Regions from separate parts of the Homo sapiens genome. Here region 1 is linked to region 2. Evidence: read pairs that join two places in POLR2A ChIA-PET (ENCODE). Cell type or tissue: OCI-LY7. All regions are shown on one strand. Each heading gives the region's core, and the rest is flanking DNA. Links, peaks and the distances in the headings are about the cores only.

The links. Peaks named below come from ENCODE experiments on the same cell type or tissue, not always from the same donor. Only the 100,000 strongest peaks of a DNase experiment are listed, where the experiment ranks them.
Region 1: POLR2A ChIA-PET joins it to region 2 with 6 read pairs; 2 of 35 experiments call an interaction of 5 or more read pairs at or near these places.

What each region holds. Positions count from the first base shown.
Region 1 is chr6:166,414,013-166,421,305 of GRCh38, forward strand. It overlaps RPS6KA2 (ribosomal protein S6 kinase A2), which reads right to left. Exons shown (of 21, transcript NM_021135.6): 18 at 5,870-5,946; 19 at 4,213-4,330. All of the region lies in intron 1 of LOC124901460 (a long non-coding RNA gene), which reads left to right. Among named protein-coding and RNA genes, the nearest start is that of MPC1-DT, 34 kb to the left of the region's middle. RefSeq lists an enhancer at 5,510-5,579. In OCI-LY7, for the core only: no CTCF peak of the experiment used is centred there; a DNase peak (open chromatin) is centred at 5,499.
Region 2 is chr6:166,202,687-166,210,341 of GRCh38, forward strand. It overlaps the pseudogene RNU6-153P. Among named protein-coding and RNA genes, the nearest start is that of LNCDAT, 38 kb to the left of the region's middle. RefSeq lists an enhancer at 2,707-3,906. In OCI-LY7, for the core only: a CTCF peak has its summit at 2,466 (motif pointing left); a DNase peak (open chromatin) is centred at 2,485; H3K4me3 peaks cover 1,887 bases; H3K27ac peaks cover 1,829 bases.

The DNA of each region.
Region 1 (7,293 bases), core at 3,294-7,293, 210 kb after region 2:
TCCCTCTATGGCAACACCCAACCACTATGCTGAGTGTGGGTCTTTGCATTTTGGGGTCATGTTCACTTTCAGGTTTAGAAGTATGTCAATGGTTTTTAGCTTTAAATATTACCAAACTTGGAAGTTCACTGAAGGTTTATCTTTTATTAAATATTTCATGTCTAAAAAGTTAAATGTGGAAATATTAGATGATGCATGTAAATCGATGAAACACTGTTTCTTGTAACAATTATATCTTTCCAAAGGGAAAAGCTGAAATAATTAATATTCCACAGGTAGAAATCAATTCATAATGATGCACATACTTACATTTTTTATCAGGACTACCCATAAATATTTACTACAAATAATCAGAAACCGCAAAATCTACAATCTGGAGCCATCAGATATGTCCAGTGGGTTCATGTGCAATAATGGTATTTTTCCATTTCATTGTAAAGTCGTAGCAGTAAAAACCTCTAAAACAAGATTCTACATGTGTGTACACATGCACATACAATACAGTGCACATTCTATTACAGTGAATTACATTTGCAGAGTACTTGGTTACAGTGTGAATTACATTTGCGGACAAACCTGATGCTTCTGCTCTAATCACCATAATCATCCTTGAGGTAAATGGGGCAAATATTACTTTTCCTAATTTGCAGATGAAGACATTACTGCCTGAGGAAGATCCAAGATGAGAATCCATATTCTCTCCACTAGCCTACCCTCCTTCCTTAGTGTTCCCACCACATTTGAAGAGGTAATAAAATGAATTAGAATGCGGCTGGGCGCGTTGGCTCATGCCTGTAATCCTAGCACTCTGGGAGGCTGAGGCAGGTGGATCACTTGAGGTTAGGAGTTTGAGACCAGCCTGGCCAACATGGTGAAACCCCGTCTCTTCTAAAAATACAAAAATGAGCTGGGTGTGGTGGCATGCGCCTATAATCCCAGCTACCTGGGGGGCTGAGGCAGGAGAATCACTTGAGCCCAGGAGGCAGAGGTTGGAGTGAGCTGAGATTGCACCATTGCACTCCAGAGTGGGTTACATGGCAAGAGTCCATCTCAAACAAACAAACAAACAAAAAAGAATGCATATAGAATGTGAAGTTGAATTACTCATTAGAATTTTGGGTCATGAAACAACTAAGAAATACTATGCACAATAACAATATCTTTTTTATACAGAAAAATCTAATGCCTTTTGATATTTGATAACATTGACCTTGGTAATTTCTTGAAACAAGTATCTCCTAGAAAAATGAGTGTTGTCATTTTCAGGTGTAAAAACAAAAGCCTTTAGGGCTTTAATAACTCTTTTCACGATCTTATAGTCATGACACTGAGAGAAGCAGTATTTTTACTTCATACCTGTAGGATGTGGAGAAAGACATACTAATTTGTAGCTTTGCTGGTGTTTGGAGGACTGGAGGTTCTGTTGTGTGCTAAGTAAGAGAAAGGAAGAGGCACAGGGGAAAGACGGGGGATGTGGTGGTGGTAGGGACTGGTGGTGAAGGGCAGGAAGGGTTGGTGAGGCCCTGTGAGGCGGCAGAGACCTCTGCCTGCAGCAGCGATCTTGACAATGTGCCCTTGTCCTTGACTTTGCTCCTTTTCCAACACCTTCTCCCTGCTCCCATGCCAGCTTCCAAGATGGCCTTCCAGACACACCACCAGCACCCACGTCCTAGTCTGAGGCTCTATTTTGGGAACCAGAACTAAGACATCTACACTCATTTAAGACAAAGTGAGGGTGTGGACAGGAGCATTTGGACTGTCAGGGTCTGACATCTGGGATATGCTCACTAAATGCCAGCTGCCATCACCTCTGCCACCACCTCCACCATCACCCTTACCATCATTCCTCCATCACCCCCACCATAATCTTCACCATCACCTCCACAATCATCCTCACCGTCCTTCCTCCATCACCCCCACCATTACCCTCACCACAATCACCTTCACCATCATCTTCACCATCTCCACCATCATCCTCACCATCCTCCTCCATCACCCCCACCATTACGCTCACCATCATCTTCACCACCTCCACCATCATCCTCACCATCTCCACCATCACCCTCACCATCCTTCCTCCATCACCTCCACCATCCACCCTCACCATCCTTCATCACCCCCACCATCACCCTCACCATCATCTTCACCACCACCTCCACCATCACCCTCGCCATCCTTTCTCCATCAACCCTACCATCACCCTCGCCATCATCTTCACCACCACCTCCACCATCACCCTCACCATTTTTTCTCTGTCACCTCTGCCGTCACCCTTGCCATCCCTCCTCCATCACCTCTACCATCACCCTCCACCATCATCTCTGCCATTACCTTCCATTATCTTCACCATCACCTCCACTATCATCTCTGCCATTACCCTCATTAGCCTCACCATCATCCCCATCACCTCCACCATTACCTCCACAATCACTACCATCATCTCTCACTATCATCTCCCACCACTCCCACCGTCACCTCCATGATCACTGCCACCACCTCTGCCACTTTTGCCATCCCTTCATCACCTCCATCATTTCCTACCATCACCTCCAAAATGATCACCTCCACGATCACTCCCGCCACCTCTGCCACCACTTCTGTCATCCCTCCACCATCAGCTCCATCCCTGCTCCCACCATTACCTCCACCATCAGCTCCATCCCTGCTCCCACCATTACCTCCACCATCATCTCCACAATCGTCACCTCCACCATCCCTCCACAATCACCTCCATCATCACTCCTGCCATTATCTCCACCATCATTTCCACAATCATTCCCTCCACCATGCCTTCACCATCACCTCCATCATCGCTGTCGCCACCTCTGCCACCACTTCTGCCATCCCTACACCATCACCTCCATCATCATTCCCGCCATTACCTCCACCATCATCTCTACAATCATCACCTCCACGCTCACTGCATGAAGTTGCACTGAGATGTCAACAGCAGAATTGGAATCAGAGCCCCTGACTCCTTCTCTTTCAGCCCTTTTACATGAACACGGGAACAGCTGTTGGTGCTGCTTACCAGTGGCTGGATTATGATTTACTATTGGATTAGAGAGGAATTTGATGATGCCAAGTAAAAAAGCGTCTGATGGGCAAACGAAATAAGGCCGGTCATAAACTGTGTGGACTGCAGACAAGGCCAAATTCAAAGTATTTTACAAGAACAGAAGTATACCTCTGGACAAGAGCTCTACTTGTTTGTTTGGTTTATGAACATGCAGGGCAATCATTCTGCAATATCACTAAAAGCATGGTGGTTAATTTTATATGTCATCATGGCTGGGTTATGTTACCCAGTCTAGAGGTTGCTGTGAAGGTGTTTTTCAGGATGTGGTTAACACTTAAGTCAGTCGACTTGAGTAAAGCAGTTACCCTGCACAATGTGGGTCAGCCTCATCCAATCAGTGGAAGGCCTCCTTAGGAAAAAGACTGCTCCCCTGAGGAAGAGGGAATTCTGTGGCAGATAGCCTGTGGTGGGCAACTGCCCCATCCATTTCTCCTTGGGGCTCCAGCCTGCCGGCTGCCCTGCAGTCACAGACTTCCCCGTCCCCACAATCACGTGAGCCAATTTCTTACAAATAAATCTCTCTCTCTATACACACACACACACACACACACACACACACACGCACGCATGTTCTGTTTGTTTCTTTGGAGAACCCTGCATAAGATACCAAGATAGTGGAAAATGTGAAAATGCTAAAAATGTTTTTGAAAATAATGTTTTTAGATGAAAGGCTTAAAAGATGCCGAGGATAAGGCCAGGTGTGGTGGCTCATACCTGTAATCCCAGCAATTTGGGAGGCTGAGGTGGGTGGATCACTTGAGGTCAGGAGTTCAAGACCAGCCTGGCCAACATGGTGAAACAAAAAAGTTTTAGTACAAAACTTTTTTGTACTAAAAATACAAAAGAGTTAGTCGGGTGTGGTCGCACACGCCTGTAGTCCCAGCTACTTGGGAGGCTGAGACAGGAGAATTACTTGAACCCAGGAGGCAGAGGCTGCAGTGAGCCAAGATTGTGCCACTGCACTCCAGCCTGGGTGAGACAGAGCGAGACTCCATTTCAAGAAAAAAAAAAAAATATGCTGAGGATAAAATACCTATACTACTTACATAAAACCTATCCCCTGGCTTCCTCAGAAATCATATGGCTATTTCAGAATCTGAATATTTAAAAGCAACGCTGGGACATGTACTCACTTTAGCTGCGTCAGATATCGAGTCCCAGTTTCCCCCAGAAAGGGCATACTTCCCACTGCCGATCCGCGCCAGAATCTCCTCAGGGGTATCGTCTGGCCCATTTGCAAAAGGGGTAAATCTGTATAATTAGACAAATTTGTGGTAATGAGCTTGTATTTTACAACCTAAAATAAAGTTTGCAAGTTGATATCACCCCTTGGCTGTTCAAAGGAATAGCACTTTGCTTCTCCCTCCTCTGCTCTGAAGCCAGGATTCATGGGAAAGCGGAACTTACCTCTAACACTATGCCCGTTTTCCTTCCTTAGCAATTGGGTGGCTAGAGGTTGATGGGCAAGTGGGAGAGCCCTGTGAGACCTGTGCTGTATCCCCTCCGGACCCAGGTAAACTGGGATGGGGTGGCCTAGTGAGTTGCCTGGTGCCGTGGTTTCCACGGTGATGGTGTGGCATCATGCGAGAGAGCCTGAGACGTGGAGTCTGAGAGACCCACGGTGGATGTATTCCCAACTCTGTGTTCTTTGACAAGTTAACTTTTTGAGCCTCCACTGCAAATGCAGAGTGTATGCACAAATACACATACATGCTTGGTGCAGCTCTGGCCATATTCCAAGCGCGTGGGAGGTGTTCATGGTGTCCCACCTTAAAACACACCCACACACTCCTAGGAAAGGAAGGACACGTGTGCTGCCAGCGCTTCCTCTAGTGGGAAAGTGTGTGATCTAGTTTTCCGTATAGGCAAAGTGAGTATTAGAAGCGTCACAAAGTAACCTGACTGTGGTATTGGTAAGAAACTGAGGTTCCTTCCTTTGCTACTGCAGTCCTCAGGGTGCGGCTTCAGGGCCTGATTTACTCTCCTTCTGCTGTGGACACTACCTGTTGACTTATGATGAAATAAGTGAAAAGCAGGCCAAGCTCATTCATTCTCATGAGGGCATTCAAGCCATTTTGCTACAGCAAACAGGATTCGATGGTCTAGGGTTCTTTTCTTTTTGCCTCCATTCAAGTATTTAATAAACGTAATAGGAACCAGCGGATCTTGTAAGATCCTAGACCTTCCTGCCTAGAAGCAACCATGGTGTGTCCTCTTCTCACTCAGGGGAGAGGGAAGGGAGGCTGGTACAGGTTAAAGTGTTTAGCCCAGAGTCACGGCTAGTGGCGAGTGGGGCTCAGATGGAAGTCAGCTGTCTGGATGGCAGGCCCAGGCCACTTTCTGTAACACCACGTGTCTTACCACAATGAACCGGCCCGTGCATGACTCATGACCACGAAACCCAGGTACAGATGCTGTTTGACCCTGAAGCTGCTATGGGGCTTTCGGTTTAAGAGGATGTCTGGAAGGCACATCTGTTGCTACCTTTTAAAACAGTGGCAGGTGCAGCAGAGAGAATGGGGACTATGCTGGCAAAAGACTTGATGTTTTGTTCATGAGCTGAGTTTAAAGAAAATGGGTGGCTACATTTCTTGTCCTTGTTGTTCAGTTGTCCTGAGGGGCTAAGAAAGTCTGCGAGTGTTCACTCAAGGCCTGGGAGTGTTTGCATACACGTTGGGTTTGCCCACATGCGCACACTAGGACAGGGCTGGCCCTGGTCCCCTGACAGATCAGCCACTGAGGCTGCTGCCCTGTGTCTCCTCCTGACACCTGTTTGAGGTGACTGCTTACCCTGCCAGCATGGTGTACAACAGGATCCCCAAACTCCAGATGTCACACGCCGCATCATAGCCTTGACGCTTCAGGACCTAGGAGGGAACGACAGGACACCGGCACGCCCTTCACTAAGGACATTCAGATTGACAGCACGTTTCTCCAGCGGCATCCTACGCCGGCAAGCTGGGGACCAGGAGGAGGGCGGTGCCATGTCTTCGGTGTGACCACTGTTTCTTAAGGCAAAGCCAACCCTAAGGTACTGCAGTGGGACTCCTCCCAGGCCAGCCACATGGTAAACTAGTACTCTTTCCAGACACATGACAGACAGGCTGAAAAGGAGGGCCTTAATTTTTAAGGCAGAAGGATTTTTCTGTTACGGTAAAATATGTATGACATAAAATTGACCATCAAAGCCCTTTTTAAGTGCACAGTTTAGCAGCATTAAGCCCATTTACATTGTGGTGCCAACATCACCACCATCCATCCACAGAGCATTTCACCTTCCCAAACTGAAACTCTGTCCCCATTAAACAACAACTCCCTGTCCCCCAGCCCCCAACACCTACCCTTCTACTGTCCGTCTGTGTGAATCTGACTCCTCCAGGGACCTCATAGGAGTGGAATTATGCAATGTTTGTCTTTCTGTGACTGGCCCATTTCACTTAGTATAACACCCTAAGCTTCCTCCAGGGGTCAGAAGTTCCTTCCTTCTGCAGGCTGGACAATGTTCCGCTGTGTGTGCATGCCACGTTTTGCTTACCCATTCATCCACCGAGGGACACTCTCGTGGCTTCCACCTTTTGGCTGTTGTGAATAGTGCTGCTATGAACATGGGTGGACACATGTCTCTTTGCGTCCCTGCCTTCAATTCTTTTGGGTATATACCCAGAAGTTCCATTCTGGGCTACGTGATAACATTTAATTTTTTTGAAGAACTGTTAAAGCAGCAAAACTTGTATGCATCCTAGGATTACATACTTCAGTAGAGGGCAATCCTCTGATATAGTTACAGTTGAATAACAACAAAGGAAGCCACAATGGTGCTCATGGATTACTGCAGATGACTGGATTTAGCATTAAATATCGAGTCGGGAGAGCTCGGCTCAATTTCCTTAGAGATGAGAGCAAGGAGCCTGTCCTTTTCTCTGTATCGCTGCTACCATGTGTGAGCCTGCACCATGGAGGGGACCAGCCAGCGCATGCTGAATGAATGTGGTGCTCATGGTGCAAGCCTCACTTCCTAATCCATCAGCGGGGTGACCTTCAGAAGTCACTTACACACATGGAGCTTGTGCTTTCTGACTCTGTGAAACATGGTTAATAGATTTTACCCTGCCTACTTTGTATGGTGGATGAGAGTGAAAGTAAAAAAAGTTGGTAAAAGTGCTTTGTAAATGGCAAAGGAATATCACAACCTAGGGCATTCTACAATCAATAAA
Region 2 (7,655 bases), core at 1-4,000:
CTCTGTCGCCCAGGCTGGAGTGCAATGGCACAATCTCTGCTCACTGCAACCTTTGCCTCCCAGGTTCAAGCGATTCTCCTGCCTCAGCCTCACGCGTAGCTGGGATTACAGGTGTGTGCCAGCATGCCTGGCTAATTTTTTTGTATTTTTAGTAAAGATGGGGTTTCATCATGTTGGCCAGGCTGGTCTTGAACTCCTGACCTCAAGTGATCCACCCACCTCAGCCTTCCAAAGTGCCTGGGATTACAGGCGAGTCACCATGCCTGGCCTGGGGATTTCAGTTCTTAATCTCCTTTCAGATTTGCCCATACTCTTTTCCTTCAGTCATCTCTGAGAGAAAACCCAGAGGTCCTTCATGGCTGGCTCAACTCACCGTCACTCAGGACAGCAGGGTCTTGCGGTCTGTTGCACTGTGGAGATGCAGGGGCGCCTGTATGGGCGAGTGGAGTTGTTCTGGGTGGAAATCCCAGGCCGGCTCTTTTCCTGTGACTGTGATGAGTGACTCAGCTCAGAGCCTCCTGAGCCTCATCAGTACAGTAAGGACCACAACACTGAATCCATTGTAAGGGTGAAGACACAGTCTGCAGAAAACTTGGCACATAGTGGGAATTTCAAACGCTTTAGCTGGTTAAAGAGAATTGACCATTTCTGCCTTTCAATTTCTCAGGAGTCCCTTTTCAGGGAGGTCGGCTGTCTAATTTGGCCCCTTCTACCTCTATGCATCCTCCTATAGCCATGCCCTCGGTGCAAGTGAGGCCAGCCTGACTTCTGTTCTCTGTAAGCGGCAGGCTTACTCCCACCTGAGGTTTTGCACAGGGTCTCCCTGGCCTGGGCCACTCTTCCATCTGATGTTACCACAGTTGGTTACTCTGACCTGTCTTTAATGCCCCTTTCACAAATCTAAACCATCCAGGGACAACAGATAAGGAAAATGGAGTGGAAGCCTCACCACAGATGATGGTGCAGTGCTGAGAAGCATCGGATTCGAGACAGACATAGAGACCTGGAGGCACTGAATGGAAAAAAGGAACAGAGGAGACAAGAACATGCAGACAGAACAACATGGGCTTTGCACAGGTACACGACAAACACAAAATGCACAGCGGACATGCGGCTGCTGCGGGGCAGGGCTGGTATGGGAACAAGACAGGGTGTGTGTGCGTCAAACAAGGCAGAAAAAAATGCAGCCTCGGGTCGCTAGGCATCGCTTCATCCTGTTAAATTCCCCAAAATAGCATGTATCGCTGTCAAACATGAGCATCAGGACTTTTATCCAAACAGGAAAATTTTCTGTTCTTTTAGTCCCAAGTATATGGAGCACACTTATTAATTAGGACATTATGACGGGCTCTGTGTAAAAATGGGAAGTGAATCTCTCAATATGTGTTTAGTGAAATTAAAGGTACATTGAATCTACTAAAGAAAAAAAACACTTAAGCCTGGGAAATTATCTTTGTGTTTTTTCCTAAGTGATTATTATTAGACACCAGAATAGCACCAAACCGAAAAAAATCTCACGACTGAAATATCTCAGAAACGACATTTCAATATATAAAGGAGACATCAATTTTAAGTTACAAGTAAGGAGAAATTTGGAAACAGAACATACAATTTAACTAAGATTAAGTCTTTCAAAATAATAAGCAGCACTCTAAAACTGAAATCAAGAACGATTTTCATGACTATTTGAATTTTTTTAAATTAATGTTGGTGTTTTTTTTGAGACAGGGTGTCACTGTGTTGCCCATACTGCAGTGAACTGGCAGTGTCATAGCTCACTGCAGCCTCAAGCTCCTGGGCTCAAGTCATCCTTCCACCTCAGTCTCCCAAGTAGCTGGGACTACAGGTATGCACCATGACATCTGGCTAATTTTTTAGTTTTTGTGGAGACGGAATCTCGATATGTGGCCCAGCCTGGCCTCAAGTAATCCTCCTGCCTCAGCCTCGCAAAGTGCTGGGATTACAGGCATGAGCCACGACACCTGGCCTAAATATTTCTCAAAAATAAACCAAGAATGATTTTCAAGGCCTAAGAAAAAGACATGGCACTGATGAGATTTTGAAGACTTTTATTAAAAGTAATAAGCATAGTTCATTCACCCAAAACTGACAGTGGAAAATCTGAATGTTTCAAGTAAGTAGAGGAAATTCCCCCAAATGAAGAGGGGATGACAGAGTCCTGAAGTTAGCTACTGGACACCTTCAGCGGCAGACACTGGAAGATTAGTTACAAGAGGGCTCGACAGGCCTGCAGGTAAAACAAACAAAGCAAAACAAACTGAAACAAGAAAGCACAGCCAGGCTCTCTCTCCCCAGCTCAGCAGGAGCTCCAGCCCCAGCTGCCATCATTCCTAGCACTCCGGTAGCAGCGTTACTATTACTAACACTTACGGTATCTTCAAAATCATCCTCCTGGCAACCAATGTGAAGTCACCACCAGGCCCAGAAAGTGGCTGTGACTCTCCCCTGGTGGCCAACACTGCTAGCTGCTGACCTAACTTCCGTTACCCATCCTCTTCCTCACTACCAGGCCCGTAGGTACTGCTGTGGGGTATAAGGTGCGCAGCTGAAGAAAATGCATTTTTCCAGCCCCCTTGTGAGATGGGGTGGCCATATGACCACGCTCTGGTCAGCAGAATGTCAGTGAAGTTTTTGGGTGGAGATTCCAGAAGCTTCCTGAGAAGAGGGCTGGCGGGATGGGCAGGGATCCCCTCTGTCTCAGGCCCTCTGCCGCAGAGGTAGTATGAGGTCAGGAGCAGGAAGCCCCCACCAGCAACAGGCAAGAGCGAGCAGCACCATGGGGTCCCCAAGCCAGCCAGGGACTCTCAGCGACAGGAGAGAAAGGCAAGCCTCTGCGTTCTCGCAAGAGGCTCTTTTCTGGAGGCGGTTTCAGTTTTGCGGTGCTGAATCCAGTTCTGTAAGGGAAGAAAAAGTTATTTCCTCACCCATTGCTAGGTTTATGGCTGAGACACCTATCATAAAAGACAGATAAACAAGAGAAAAGCAGGCGAATTTATTTCATTGTATGTAATTTTTACATGACACAGGCACCTTTAGATATGAAGACCAAAAGGCACAGGGAGGCCTGTGTATCTTTAGGCTAAGCTTGATGGAGAGCGGACAGTGGTGGAAAAGGGTGAGTACACAGAGCGGGTGTCACCTGATGGCAGTGAACTGCGGGAATATGCAAGGTGCCAGATTTCAGGGTCTTGTGTCCCAAACCCCATTAGTGTCTAACTCAGTGTGGATATAACTGCTGGGACGCTAGCAGCGGTCTCTTTGGAAATTGCCAGAGCGCGCCACCGCGGCTGCTGGGTCACTGGGCTTCTGTGTTATGATGGATGCTGTATTCGTCATCCATCATTTGTGGTGTGTTGTAAAGCATCACAAACTGGGTGCCTTTAAACAACAGAAATTTGTTCCCTTACAGTTCTGGATCCCAGAAGCCTGACATCACGGTATCGGCAGGGCCGTGCTCCCTCCTGGGAAGCTTCCCTCCCCTCTTCCCTCTTCTGGCATTGCTGGTGCGTCAGCCCGGTCTCCACCTCCGTCTTCACACAGCCATGACCCCGTGTGTCTCTCCTCCTCTTCAGATGTTCTTCAGTAAGGACATCAGTCATGTTGGATTAGGACCCACCCTGATGACCTCATCCTAGCTCACATCTCGATGTCATCTGCAAAAATCCTATTTCCAAAGAAGGCCACTTCACAGGCCCCAGGACTTAAGATTTTAATGTATCTTTTGCAACAAACACCTTAGCGAAATTTCTTGCAACACACACCTTGGTTTAATGTTCTTGAACTAATCCACTGGCCTCTGGGACTCAGGCATAGCTCTTTGGGCCTCTCAAACTGGCCTGATGTCCTGGGACCAAATTTGCACTGTGCCTAACCTTGGGCTGAGGATTTTTGCCAGAAAGCTCTGGTCTCTCATACCCCAGGCAGGCCCATCCTTCCAGTCCTCCAGGCAAAGCGAATCTGAACTGTGTTAGTTCTAGGCTGTGCCAAGTCCAGGCTCCCTGAGGTTTCTACACTGCCTTTATATTTATAGATCTTAAAAAAAAAAAAAAAAAAAAAAAGGTACTGTTTCTGGTATGGTTTGGCTGTGTTCCCACCCATATCTCATCTTGAATTGTAGCTCCCATCACTCCCACTTGTTGTGGGAGGGACTTGGTAGGAGATAATTGAATCACAGGGGCAGTTCCCCCATACCGTTCTCATGGCAGTGAGTAAGTCTCACGAGATCTGATGGTTTTCTACGAGGAAAACCCTTTTGCTTGGTCCTCACTCTCTCTTGTCTGCGGCTATGTAAGGCATGCCTTTTGCCTTCCACTATGATTGTGAGGCCTCCCCAGCCATGTGGAACTGTGAGTCCATTAAACCTCTTTTTCTTTATAAATTACCCAGTCTCAGGTATGTCTTCACCAACAGGGTGAAAACAGACTAATACAGTTTCTCCCCGGCTTCCCTGAAGACCCACCAGTGTCAGAGGAAGGCGACTTCACAGCCCAGCACATCTGGGACTCAGCTCACTTCAAGGGTAAAAATCTCTTTGAAGTCACATGTTTTACTCAAAAAATCTCGTTAACTTTCCTTTTACTGCTTAAAGTACTTGTGTTTGCTTTCTCGTTGTAAGAATGGTTTTTTGCGCGTATCTTCAGGTGCAGTCAATGCCCAGGAATTGTGCACTACCTGCTCTTGAAGGGCCCTTTTCTCCTCAGTTCCTGGGGGTGCTTCCCCTGCTTGAGAAGCACAGGTCTTTCCTGTTAGGGGTTAGGGTTAGGGTTAAGCCCTCATGTCCCATCCTGGATTTGATCTCTACCACCCTGTGGAATGACAAGAAATCTATTTCATTTAAAAAAAAAAAAAAAAAGTTAAACAGCTTTCAAAAGTAAAAAAAAAAAAAAATTATTTTTTTTTAATTTCTGAAACAATTTTTAAATTAAAAAATTTTATTTTAAATAAATTGGGTTTTTGTCCCCCATTCCTGGCACGCAGCCCCTAAACGCCTTTCCTGAGTGTCAGGGCTGTCTTTGGTGTTGGCCAGGAGCCCCTTCCCATCACACCTGAGTGCCTGCTAACAAAGTAAGCGAGGCTGGGTCCTGGGACAGCCTCAGGATGGGGTGGGCATGAGAAAGACCATGCCAGTAGAGGGTGGGAACTTTCAGCCTCACCCACCTGCCTCTGGGAAAGGGAGTGGGGGTGCTGGTAATCAACCTCTATAAAATCTCTTAATAACTGTATTTGATGAGCTTCCAGGTTAGTAAACGTATCCAGGTGCCAGGAGGGTGGCACCCCCCAGCTGCTGCACTCAGGACCCTTCAGACCTCACCCTGCATATTCCCCACCTGACCGTTCATCTGCGTCCTTTATAACAGGGGCCCCAACGCCCTGGCCACAGACCTGCCTACGTGTGTGTCTATGTGTGTGTGTGTGTGTGTTTGTGTGTGTATGTGTAGACAGGGTCTTGTTATCTTGCCCAGGCTGGCCTCAAACCAGGGCCTCAAGTGATCCTCCTGCCTCAGCCTCCCAAAGTGCTAGGATTATAGGCATGAGCCACAGTGCATGGCCTCTGTTTCTTTTTTATGTTTTCATTTTCCCAACCCATTTTGAATGTTTCACTGCTCTGAAATGGTCTGTCAAATTAGTTACCTGAGTTCTCAAATACGTGTCCTTGTTTTCAAGGGTTTACATAAGTAACCACCCACTTTAATCAGAACACTATCCAATTGACTGTCTGAGTACAGGAATCTAGTTGGTTTTCTTCCAGTCTTCAACTGCAGAAAATTTCTTTGCTTCCAGATTTTGTTTCAAACTATTTCTAACTCCAAGTAAACTCGTCCATTTGCTTAGGGTTAGCCCACATTCCCCGCATCCCCCATCTCAGACAACACCATTGGGTCTCCCAAGATATCCCAAGGAAATCAATAACAATTGATTATTATTAATTCTCTGACGCTCTTATCCATGCTTGGAAACACGCACTGACTACTGAATACAGTTGAGGTTCACATCGTAATTTTGTTTTCTAGTAAATCTGTCTTTACTAATAATAGTATTTACAGAAGAAAAAGTAGAACTCATTCTATTTTTATCTTGGAATGCATGATACCTCCAGGTAAAGTGGGGTTTTTTGTTTTTTAATGTGTAAGTTTCAAACTGTTAATTTAGAAAACATTTCAAACTTACACATGAGTTGCAGTCATAATAAAATGACTCCTTCAGCTAGATGTATCAATCGTAAACATTTTGTCACATTGTCTCATAAAACATGTTTCACGTCTCTCTTTCTCTCTTTGCATATATGTGTAGATACTTGCATATGCACTTAATTATGTTCAGATTTCATCATTTGAGGGTGATTTACAGATATAATGATCCTTAGCCCCTAAATAACTTCCTCATATATCTCCCAATAAAAAGGTTATTCCCTTACATAACTTCAGTAAAATGACGAAATTCGGGAAGTTGAAGGTTGCCATAATACTATTATCTAATTTACAGACTAATTCAAATGTCACCAACTGCCCCAATACACTGGTAAACGTATAATGCTTTAGGGGTATGTTGAGGTCCTGTCAACTGAGATGAAGAGATGTTAACTTGCTTTTGAAAATGAGTCTATATCATTAAAAATTTCTAAATTCCAAGTTCTATGGTGAGAAAGAGACTCAGTCAATAGCAGTTATTTAAGTATTCAAAAACCTATTGGCACGATGACTTTGGCAACATTTAGACTAAAATTGAAACCATGCAGAGAAAATTAACATGGCCCCTGCACAAGGATGACACAGAAATTCATGAATTGTTTAATTTTTTTTCTGAATAGAAAAAAGCAATCTGGACTGAATTGCATTCCTCTAAAATTCACGTGTTGAAAGTCCAATCCCCGATGTGACTGTATTTCTTGATAGGGCCCGTAAACGGGTTGTTAGGTAAAATGGGGTCATGAGGGTGAAGCCCTAATCCAGGAGGACTGTTGTTTATATAAGAAAAGGAAGAGATACCAGCGACACACTTGCATAGAGAAAAGGCCATGTGAGGACACAGCAAGAAGGCAGCCGTCTGCACCCTGAGAAGAGAGGCTCATGAGAAACACTCCTGTTGGCACCTTGATCTTGGACTTCCAGCCCGCAGAACTGTGTGAAAATCCATTTCTGTTGTTTAAGCTGCCTGCCTGTGGTATGCTGTTACGGCAGTCTTAGCAGGCTGGCACACTGGGTGAAAATAGAGGTAAAGGCAATAGACTCACCTTCTCGAAAGTTTCTTAAATCATATTTGATGGCTGAAGCAAACCTAACACCATATGATGTAGTGCTCAATGTAAAATACTTAGGAACATTTTATTTAAAAAGTAGGAAGTGTCAAGGGGCCTAAATGGAAGTAAACATTCAATACTTCACTCAAAGTGGTACCATTTTTATATGAGGAGGCTATGATAAGTTACATCTATACATATGTATATGTGTGTGTGTGCATATATATATATATAGAGAGAGAGAGAGAGTACAATCACCAGGAGGACAATACAAGGTTATATGATTTTTAAATACATGAATAAAGTAGAAGGGAATTCTAGAAAATGCTGAGGTAATCTACAGGAAGGAAAAGAAAAGGAAATGAGAAACAGAAAACAAGTAATACAGTGACAGACT